Linked DNA regions of Homo sapiens: region 1 is linked to region 2. A link is a contact called in ENCODE Hi-C or POLR2A ChIA-PET data. All regions are on one chromosome and are shown on one strand. Each heading gives the region's core, a stretch centred on a gene start or an enhancer-like site at or near the end of the contact. The rest is flanking DNA. Distances are from core to core; before and after follow the strand shown.

The links. Hi-C counts contacts between places; a loop is a spot of excess contacts on that map. ChIA-PET counts read pairs that join two places held with the same protein, here RNA polymerase II (POLR2A). Pooled maps may share reads with other maps.
Region 1: a loop to region 2 is called in a pooled map, with 2.9 times the contacts of the local background. The contact joins two enhancer-like sites. A Hi-C loop is called at or near these places in 4 of 168 maps with a recorded cell type or tissue (Caco-2, IMR-90, chondrocyte and 1 more), 4 of 37 single-sample maps with no recorded cell type and 6 of 50 pooled maps. POLR2A ChIA-PET finds 5 or more read pairs at or near these places in 7 of 52 experiments (A549, AG04449, HCT116 and 3 more).

What each region holds. Positions count from the first base shown.
Region 1 is chr17:17,180,637-17,186,053 of GRCh38, reverse strand. MPRIP (myosin phosphatase Rho interacting protein) reads right to left here. Exons shown (of 24, transcript NM_001364716.4): 24 at 1-1,231. The coding sequence ends at 1,160. Among named protein-coding and RNA genes, the nearest start is that of PLD6, 23 kb to the left of the region's middle. RefSeq lists an enhancer at 753-1,253. Within about 2 kb of position 3,418, at least 6 of the 41 ENCODE cell types and tissues checked have a DNase peak (open chromatin) inside an H3K27ac peak, as active enhancers do.
Region 2 is chr17:17,013,305-17,018,988 of GRCh38, reverse strand. No RefSeq gene overlaps it. Among named protein-coding and RNA genes, the nearest start is that of MPRIP, 26 kb to the left of the region's middle. Within about 2 kb of position 2,590, at least 2 of the 41 ENCODE cell types and tissues checked have a DNase peak (open chromatin) inside an H3K27ac peak, as active enhancers do.

The sequences.
Region 1 (5,417 bases), core at 2,169-4,668, 170 kb before region 2:
AAGAATTGCCATAGAATGTTTTGTGGTGGTTAAAAAGGTCTTCCTCAAACTGTTAGAAAAAGCAAAATTGTTAGTATAGGTTTACTTTAACCAGGCTCTTTTAAAGATAAATGCTGCAAGATAGGTTTTCAGAGCTCAGATTAATTAAATGAGAGTTAAGATCGGAGTCTCAATAAACACTAATGTGCTGTTCTCATCAGATTCTGACATCCTCTGTACTTTCTTCTTGACTTAACAGGGGTCTCCTCTCAACCTTTTCCAAAGCAATGTGACGGTTTCTTTTCCAAAAGGTAAAAAAAAAACCCAAACCCCCAAACCTTCCCCCATTTTGAATGATTCCTGGGGGGAATTCATTTGTTTTTTGCAATCAGAGTCTGAAACCTGGGCTGCAGGTCAACAATCTCGAGCAGTTATGAAAAGACCAGGGTTACTGGAGACCAAGAAAGGAACGAGCGGAGGAAGGAAGGAAGGAAGGAAGGAGAGGGGCCGGGGATTTTGTGCAAGATTTAATAAAAAACAAACAAAAATAGGAATGGTTGCTTTCAACATTTTCCAGGTTGTGAAAGGTTTGCCACGACTCTCAGGGGTGTGGTTCTAAGCTGCATCAGTGGAACAAATACAAAATGCTGTCCTCCTCCTGGGCTGGAAGGCAGTGCACTTTCTCCTCTTAACAGCCAGACTAGCGGGTGAGGAGTCAGTGCTGTGACCCAGGCCAAGCTGGAGTGTCCGCATAGCTTTTTCTCTGACCAGTGGGGATTCCATCTACCTTGAGGCGTGCTGGCTGGGCCCCGTTTCCACACCAGCACATGGTGAGACAGGGTAGCTTATCAACAGGCTGCTGGGCCTTAATACTGACAGTGAGTGTGGCGGGTCACAGCCAGGAAAGGACTAACACAGATGCCCTCCCAGCCCCCACTGCTGGCCTAATTTTAGAATACCACGGAAAAAAGCTTTGATGAAGACAACAGGAAGTCAACACAGCAGAGAGTGGTGTGGACAACCCAGAAGCCAGCCTCACGCATTCCATGCCCACAGTTAACGATGACAACAACAGCAATAATAATAATAATAATAAAACAAAGGTACAGGTGAAAAGCAGCGCTTGGGGTGTGCTGCTGCAAGCTGGGGAAGGCGCGTGCTCAACTTGGATGGGACACACCTAGTCTTTCTTCAAGTCCCTGGATTCAAAGAGCTTCAACCGTTCTTGCACCGTCAGGCCTTCCTTCAGACTCTGGGTAGAGACAGAGCAGGAGGAGAAAATAAACACACCGTTAGACCCCCTGCACTGGACCGGACCGGACCAGACCGGACCGCTGGTGGAGCCGGCATCAGTCAGAGAGCCGGGTGCAGGTGCGGTTAGTGGGCATGCCAGGAGGAGAGTCCCCGGGAAATGCTGTTATTGGAGGATGTTTTCCCCTTCACAAAATTACTTGGATGAAAAAGGAAAAAAAAATCAGAGAGACAAGACCATGTGTTTAAGCAGCTAAATTCTGAGCTTAGGGCTCTTTAGAGAAGCAGTGATCAAACGAATCCAGCCAGGGAAAACAGTGCAATGAGCAAGGAGACTGCCCATCCCCGTGTCTTGTCTTGTGAATGGATTTGTCCACATCCAGCTCCAGAGATTCTTCACCTGACAGCCTCAGCTGAGGAGGACCAGATGCTCCAGGGAATCCCCAGCAGGATGGGTGTCCCGGGACAGGGCCTCGCTCCTACAGTGCCTCCGCAGCACCTGCTGCCCTCAGACCCATTTCTGGCATTCCCTCATCAGAGGCCTGTGAGTGTTATGGGGATGTGGGAACACGCCAACGTATCTAGTAAGATTTTCAAAACATAAAACCAATACTCTGTTCACGTGGAATCTTGCTAAAGCTTAAATCTGTATGTCCAGAGATGAATGAGATCTTACTAACTAGGGGACAGAGTATTTCCCATCTCATTCTTACAGACTTTCCTCAATGATTTAATTTCTGAATAAGAAAAGGAAGAGCACTTTTCAGAGAATGACTGGAAATGAAGGGCATTCCAGTACTGACTGGAAAGTGCTGTGGCTCTTCACTTATCTCCCTCTTCACGCTAAGTGTCGCCATCACACTCAGCCCTGCTGACTCCCTGTGGCTTACCCTTGCCAGAGCTGGTGCAGGTACAGGCTTTACTGAGAAACTGGAAGCTGAAGGGATGGGCTCTAGCTCAGGGTCTGCCTGATTCTACCAGTTTCAACCAAAAACCTGAGCAACGTGAAACTGCAGGCTGTACCCCATCTACTGGGAAGTCGCCAGCTTAGGCTCAGGCACACTCTGGCACTGTCCTGGAGACTCTGGTGTGATAGACTGGGGACTGAGCATGGGCTGGTCAGCTTGAGGCTCCCTCCAAAGCTCAAGGGAAGGGGGAGCTCCACTGTCCCCCACCCCACCCAGCTCTACCCAGAACAGACCTGCTTGTTTGCTATATTCTGGAGCTATGTGTCTGTGTAAATAAATAAACAATGTGATTTTTAAATACAGGGTTCTGCTGCTAAGCATTTTAAAACTCACTGGTCCAGGCCGGGCGCGGTGGCTCACGCCTGTAATCCCAGCACTTTGGGAGGCCGAGGCGGGCAGATCACGATGTCAGGAGATCGAGACCATCCTGGCTAACACAGTGAAACCCCGTCTCTACTAAAAAATACAAAAAATTAGCTGGGCGTGGTGGCAGGCGCCTGTAGTCCCAGCTACATGGGAGGCTGAGGCAGGAGAATGGCGTGAACCCGGGAGGCGGAGCTTGCAGTGAGCAGAGATCGCGCCACTGCACTCTAGCCTGGGCGACAGAGCGAGACTCCGTCTCAAAACAAACAAACAACCTCACTGGTCCAGGTGAGCCTCACCTCAAGCAGTTGTCACAGCTTGATAATTGTGTGTTTCTGAGAGGGTTTCTTTGGAAGCCTGCCACAGAGAGTGGCTGGGGGAATGGGGGGAAAATCCATCTCCCATTCTGAGCCCAGATGTACCTCAACACCCATGCCTGCTTCCAGGTGCCCTTGGGGGGTCCCTCCCCACAGAGTGCAGGGTTCTCACAGCAGTCAGTCTTGCAGAGGACCTGGGTAGACATCTGGTCACCATTGAAGGGGCTGGGGCCAAGCCAGGCAGGCAGCCCTGAGCCTAAGTGCTACTCAGAGGCAGGCCCCGGAGCATGGCTGGGGGATGTCACTGACATCCCGGTTCCTGCTTGTTGGGGACTTTCTGTCAGGACTGTAGTGAGTTTGATCACTCCTAAGGCCTGGGTTTGCTCCTTGCAGGCACTGCGTCAGAAGCCCCAGATTCCTGCTACAGCAGGCCCAGGGGAGGGGAGCGCCCTGACAGCCACAGCACCCAGCATGCTCGCTACTGGCTCCTGCCCCAGTGACAAAGGGCAGAGCTCAGGCTCAGGTGATGCTGGGCTTGCTACAATTCCAAGGGTGGGAAGTAAGTGAAATCCCCTACGTTATTCCCACACTGGCTGCAGGAGGCTGTTTCTCTCTCTACGTCCTCTGGATTCTCTCCCGGTGGCTGCTCAGCCCAAGGCTCAGCCAGCTCCCTCTGGGGTTCATCTCCCCCTAGGCTGTTGTCTCCACTGAGTGCCTCCTGTAGCCCCACATACTGAGCTGACCACAGACACGGGGGCCCCTTAAGAACCCCGAGGGAAGCATTCTCTGGTCTCAATCCCAGAAAAGGCTGTGCTGCTCCTAAGCAACTTGCTGTCTTTGATTTTGTAGCAGCTGAGACTTGCGGTCCTTTCGAGCGAGGCAGGACAGAAAAACAGAACAGAACAAAAGACACAGATCAGTGCACATCAGATGCCACATCAAAAAACACCACTGAGAAGTACGGTTTCTGGGCAACTGCATTTCCATCTTCTTGAAGGGTTGGGTGGAGTCTTCAGATACAGTTGAGGAAAAGGATGACACCCACCCATGCCTGTGCCTCCTAATGTCTCCTGGGAGCGCGAACACGGCCCCATCCTGCCCTGTTGCACCACAGACATCTAGGAAGTCCTCGACTTTCTGCTGGGGCCAGCAGGACTAGCCCTGCACTCCAAGGATTTTTATTACGGAAACCCAGCCAAGCCAAACATCAACTTAAAAACACATAAGGAGGAGGACCCCATCCTGGGGTTTCTCTCCATCCTTTTCAGTCTGCCCTGGGGCCCAGACAGTCTGCTCCCTCATCCCTGCTCTGGCTGGTTCCCAGCCACTGTGAGAGGCCCCCACCCACTCACTGCACAGAGTTACTGTCAGGGGCCCGTGGGTGTTGCACAGCCTCCCTGGAAGGGTCCTGTCAGTGACAGCCGGTCCCATGTCACTTATAGACATGGTCCAAAAGCCCAAATCACTAATAGTGAACTTCAAACTCCTTCAAGAAAAGCTCAAAGATACTAGCTACAGTTTAGCCTCAAATAAGTAGTAGAATCTTCAGTAAGAAAACCGTGAACCAAAAAAGAACAAGTTTCCTTTTGCTAAACAAAACGTTATGTTTAAAGAAAAATGCCCAAGCTAAGTTTTCAATCAAGCCTAAACCATATTTGGGTATAGGGGACTTAGAACTGTAGAAAAATAAAACCAAACTGACTAGGCTTAAAACCTTCAACTCTTTAACCAAGCCTCAGGATGAAGTCCTTCGGACGGCGGGGTGCTGTGGGTGTGCCTGAGAAAGGGCCAGCATGGGGAGGAAGACGTGGTTCTTGCTTTCCTCCATGTTCTCATTCCGGGATGAACGAGATCAAGCTACTGAGCCGGCAACTACTCATTCTCAGGGTGTCTCCCACCATGGGCCCTCCCCCACCTCCTCTCTGGCATAGGGCCTTCAATGGCACCTAGTGAGAAGCTTTTGTTTTATTAAAAAAAAAAATACTGGTAAATATTTCGCCCCTATTGCTTGTAGTTATCACGCTCTTCTGAACCATCTTCACCAAGCTCTAGTCCTGGTTTATCCATTCCTAGAATGACCACCCTGTTAGCCTTGACAGACAGAGGCCACTAAGTGGCTCACTAGGTGGGCGAGGCCTTTGGTGACGGTAGACTTCACTTGCCAGTGTGGACATCTGTAAATTCCACCTCGTGACAGAGGGCAAGACAAGTGTCCCCTGAGGGGGTGGAGTGAGTTCAGCCGTTGTGCACAGATTATCCAACATGCATGCTGATGGGTGCCTGGCTCTCTGCCTGCCCACCAGGCTAGAGGAGCACCTCACTGCCAGGGTCATCTCTGTTAAGAGGTTAGAGTGCCAATTAACTCCCCAGAGCAGGTTAAAGAAACCTCACTTGGATTTGGTATGTGTTTGTTGGAGCAGGATGAATTGAAATAAAGTAACCATGACACAGGCGTTTGCCATGGGGGTGTGAGCAGTGCATGCAGGCGGTGGGAGAGGCGGTTTACCTCCTGCATGGGCCGGGAAGCGGGTGCATTTCA
Region 2 (5,684 bases), core at 1,341-3,840:
AATCTATATTGGGCCTTAGACAGGCCAAACACTCTGTCCTGGGCTGTGGCCCTGGGCAAGTCTGGTGTGAGCCCTGTCTAGGGAGGGGCCCTGGAGGGGGAAAGCTGCCTGATGGTCCTCGCCTGAGGACACCTGCCCCTGAGCGTGGATATGGGCCCTGAAGCTCTGTACCCGGCCAGACAGGTTCGACAGGATTGCTGTGGACAGAACTCACTCAGCCTCTGTTCAGAACAGCGTGTCCCTCACCTGCGGGAGGTCTGAGGGCTCCTGGCCCAGGAGGTCTGGCTGAGCCTCTCTCTCCCTGGCCTGGGGACTCTTCCTCAGCCTCCCTGGCCTTCAGGGCCCACCTCACCATCCTCCAACAACACCTACCAGGAGTCTGCGATGCACAGGGGCTCTGCCTGGAGTTGGGGGTTCAGCGGTGAGCAGGAAGGATGGATCCCAACCTTTTGTGGGAGTCATAGTTCAGGAACATCAGGTGACATCGAGTGGCTAGGGCCTGAGAGTGGGGATACATGTATGTCTCTGGGAAGAGCCCTGGCTATGGTGGGCTCCCCCGACCTGAGAGGAGGATCTGAGCGTATGTGGAGGGGTCCAGAAAACACCAGTTGCTGAGTCAGGAAATGAGGCAGGAAGTGAGGCAGGCAAGAGAAAGAGCCGAGGCAGGCTGTGCCAGGGAGCACTCTGGGCACCTGAACCTCCATCCCTGGGGGAGGATCCCTTCCTGGCGGGGTGGAGGGGGTGACAGGGAGCGCTGTGGGCACATGGAGCTCCCTCCCTGGGGGAGCAGAACATACCTCAGAGGCTCCCCAGCCCGGCCAGCCAGCTGGGGTGTTGAACCCAACTCTCACGGGCATTGGCTGCCAGCAGTTCTGGGTTGATGGTGATGGAGCTGGTTCTGCGGTTCCCCGTGGGGTGCAATGTGTCGCAGAGAAAGCCCCAGGCAGCCAGAAGCACGGCCCATATCCTTGTGGCCGGGCCTGGGGTGTGGGTACTGGGAAAGCTTCTGCCACAATCTCTAAGGCCCTTTTCATGGCCATGGAAGGAGTGCTCACTCCCACATAGTCACATCTCTCACCCAGTGCCACGGCCTGCCTGCTAGAAACACCATGGCCACCACAGTGTTCCCAGGTACACTCAGAATAAAAGCCTGTCAGACCAACGAGCAGGATCCCACCTGTGTCCAAGCCATCCTGCCTGACTGCTTTGGCTCACTCTCTCTGTCCCAGCCAGTCTGGAGCCACACTTTATTGCAGCGCTTCGGCTCCTTCCAACTGCACGGCCTTCCCTGGGCCACTTCCCCTGCCTAGAAGGCTCTTTGCCCATTGTTTCCATTTCTGCCAGGTCTTGGTTACATGGTCTTGGTTGGAGGATGGTCTCTCTGATCGACACCCCTGCCCGTGGGACCCTCTCCCTGTGGCCTCCATGCTCAAAATGCTCATTCTCACCTGCCTCAGGGCCTTTGCACTTGCCATGCCCCAACCCAAGCTAGTCTTTCCAGGCCATCTTCTCCAAGCCACCTCCCCACTTCCCCAAACAGGCTCCTCTGTCCTTGGCCTACAGGGCAGCTATGGTTGCCTTTGCATGTGGAGTTGGTGCTCACTATGGCACAGCCCTGCCTGTAAGCTGGGGAATCCAGCCATTGAGGAGTGCTTGCCAAGAGAAAGAACGAACCCTCAACAGTGATTCAGAAAGGGTCTCCTGGACCCACATGTGTCCCCCAACACAGTGTGTGACCTGGGACAGCTCCCCCTCTGCACCGCATCTCCTCTGTCCACTGTGGTGATTGGTCCCCAAAATCCCCAAGGGCCCTGCTGGCCCTGGCCTTTGAAGCTCTGGGACACAATTATCAAGGGAGACCCACTACCTACACTCCCAGAGCTGAGAGCCCAAACAAGCTCTTAAATCAATCAGCGACATCACCTTCCAAGTGAAGAAAACAGGACCTCTGGCCTAGACATGAGGACAGGGCGGAGGAGGCTGCAAACGCCCCTGAGCGAGCTGGCTAGGAAGGGTCACTAGTTGCCTGGACCTGGAAGTTGAGGGACCCACAGAGAAAAGCAGGGAATCTCAGCTGGAAGATGGGGACGACATCAACTCAGACCCTCAGACTCAACCTGGTAAGGGAGAGTGGATACATCAAGACTCCTCACACCATTGAAATCAGCTCTGGCTAAGTCTAGCCAAGGCAAAGCAAGCAAGGAATGTGCTGGGAGGTTATAGGTTAGCTCACAAAACCAAAAGAAGAAGTAAAAAACCACATCCTGGAAAGGACTGGTTTGGATATGAGTTTTAGGTAGCCGAACGGGAAGCCCTTGGATGAATGAATTCTCTCTGCTTTCATCCTCAAGTCACTCTACTCAAGATCCAAATTTCCTTAATATATAAAGAGCTCCTAACAATCAATAAGACAAATAAAACTTCAATAGAAAAAACTTCCACAAGTATGGACATGAACAGATAGTTCACAGAACAGGAAGTAGAAATGGTCCTGGAGCTTATAAACAATGTTTAGCCTTATTTATAATCAGAGAAGTGCAAATGGAAACTAGAGTTCAAGACTATTTTTCAACTATCAGATTGGCAATCATCCAAAACTGTGATAACACTGTGTCACCGTGGGTGTGGGAGACAAGCTCTCTCACACATTACTGGTGGGAGTATAAACTGGTAAGGCCACTATCAACATTTTTTTTAATGCACATGCCTTTTGATCTGAAAACTTACTCCTAGAAATGTACAGGGACACTTGCAAATGTGCTGATGGCCCTAGTACAAGGATATTTATTGTGGCATGTTTTTCTTGTAATAGCAAGATTGGAAACAATCTAAATACCCATCAATAGAGGTTGGTGAGCTCCATAATAACGTAGCCACTCAGTGAACTCTGCAACTGTGAAAAAGAAGAATGAGGTAGCTTTACATACTGCAGCCTGGAATGATCTTCCAGATAGACTATCCCATGAAAAAGCATGGTGCATGCATATTTGTGAAAGCCTCCATTTCTGGTCTCTGAATTCAGAACGCTCACTTTTGTCTTGTGTGGCTACTGTCCACTCTCCACCAGCAGGTCACAGAAGCGTGACCCCTCGCACCTTCACATGCACCCCCTTCCTGGCCTGAATGGCCTTGGTTTCCAACTGTCCACACCTATGACTCTTTGCAGCGAGACTGTCATCAGGCTATTGGAGCCTCTTAGTCCTTTCTGCAGAGAGCTGGAAGTGTCCCCCTGCCGCAGGATGGCCCTTCACTAATGACTGACATGTGTATCCTTAGCTCAGGCTGGGAAACAGAGATGTGACTCCACTCCACAGTCCCCCGAGGGACCTGCTTCTGTAGGATTTTGCCTGGGGCCACAGACTTGCATGGCTTTTCCCCTCTCTGTCTGCTACCCCCGTTCCCTTACTGCTCTCCTTGGGTGCCGTCCTTCATCAGTCACTGCCATAACAAATCAGGGTCTGCTTCTGGGGAACATGATCAAGATAGCTGCCCCCTTACCCTGCTCCTTGCTTTTTTGCAGGTAGGATGTGCCTGCATATGCAAGTGTATGATGCAATGTGGGCACCGTGGTTCTTCCCGTTTCACAGGTGAGGGACCTAGAGCTACACGGCTCGCCTTAGGTCCCAGGTAGGAAGTGGCAAGCAGCTTTGAAGCCAGGTAGTCTGGCTCCAAGAACAAACTCACATCCACTGAAAATATTGAAAATAGCCTAGAGAAGGTAAGCTCCAAGTAAAAGGAAAATCTGCATTGTCAAAGCAGGCCAAGCATGGAAGAACGCTCATTTATTTTCCCAAAAGATTATTTTCTGTGGTCTTCCCTTCATAAACACACATCCCACTCTCAGATGCAAATCCTAGAGCTAGAAATGGGGCATTCAAGGTAGACAGAGCTCCTGGGAACAGCACGTTTGCAGAGATGGGAAGGGAACCTCCCACTGGTTTTGGTTTCTCCATGGCTACAGGCAAAGCCTGCCTGCTCTGCATCCGGGGATCTTGGTCAGGTGTTGGAATCGGTGGGTGGATTGCCAGTACATTTGCACCGTGTCCTAGAGAGCCTCTATGCATTTCAACTCTGATTCTCCTTCACCATCTACGCGCAGCCCACAACCGCAGGACCCCACCCCTGGCTCTGAATCTCCCATGTCCTGGCGCCAAGCAGGTGAGTCAGCCTAGGAGGAGGAAGGGCTTCCGGAAGCCAAGCCCATGCTGGGGTGGTGAGAAACAACTTTCCTATGCAAGGAGGTGCCTGAGCACCCCCTGATGATCAAGCTGGAGCCCCCTCACCTCCCCGAAGTGTGCTGGAGGAAAGGCCAGAAAGAGGCAGCAGTCTTCACCCACTGAGGCTGAGTTTCTCACTCATGCCAAGTTTTACATAAGCTGGGGACCATGTGCTTCAAGGCTAGAGGTCTTGGTGGGCCCAGGGCCTTGGAGGGGCCTGGATGACCAAGGGGTCCGTGGCTTAGGCCCTGGCTCTGCATGGGGAATCTTGGGAAGGTTGGAAGCCCACAGCCCCTACTGAGAAAGGAGCCACGGGCCAGATCTTTTGCACAAATCCTGCCTGTGCTCCTTGACTGTCTCTCCCCACCGGGGTCACGGTGACCAAGCAGGCAGGAGACTCCATCCGTTCACAGGACTAGCATCCTGGGAGGGCCCTGGCCTGAGCGAGCTGCTGCAGGGGACCCTCATGCTGGATGGTTGGCCACTCAGCACCCTTTTCTCTGTGGAGCAGGGATGACATTTGAGAGCCACCAAAGATGGGCAGGAAAAACAAAGGCCACCACAGAGGAAGCTGAAGGCAGAAAGAGATGCAGAGAAAGTGGGAGAAACTCGGCTGTGCTTTGTGGGGGCCCTGCAGGGACATCAGCTCCTGAAGGGGTGAAAGAAAGGGTCCCCTGAACTTTGACACTGTTCTTCTCGAGGCCTGGCCAGCCCTGTGGCTCCTTAGAGGAATCTGGGTGCCTGCTGTCCCTAGTACCTGACAAGCCCCAGGTGAGAAGACCTGAGTTCACCTGCGCTGCCACGTGTAACCTGATGGCCCCGGCACCCTCGCAGGGTTTGAATAGCTGCCCTTTCCACCTGTTTCCCGGATTTTCCACACCACCCAGAGGCTCATATTCAACCCCACAGCCTACAAGTCAGCCAGGGGCCTTTGGCCACATGTACTGATGATGAGAATCACTGGATTGTAAGCTGTAAAAGCACAAGGATGGTGTTTTGTTCCCCGCTACCCCCTGCACCTGAGGCCCAGCGAGGATTGCTGCTCGGATGAAGGAGAGCGAGTGTTCGTGGAGCTCTTTGCAGAAGCCACGGGAAGCCCTTCCTGTGCCTTCTCAGGTTTAGTCTCAGACAGCCCCACTTTCCAGATGAGGAAACAGAGGCTAAGAAAGGAGAATAAACTTGTCCAGAATCAGTGGTGAAGCTGGGATTTGAACCCCATCCTGTTGGACTCAACACTTCCTCTGAAAAGACAGGATAAGGGAGCTGCCTACTTCTGGCTTTGGGAACCGGCAGAGAGGAGCAGAGTTGGGCCAGACGCGTCACCTCCCAAGCTCTGCGGCACCCAAGGGTTCCCAGGGTCCTCTTCCTCCATTTGGCTCTTTTCTTCTCTGGACTCTCCCACCTTCGAGGATTGGACTCCTTGCAGGGAGAGCAAAGCAGAGAACAGAGGAGGCCCATCTGAGGAGA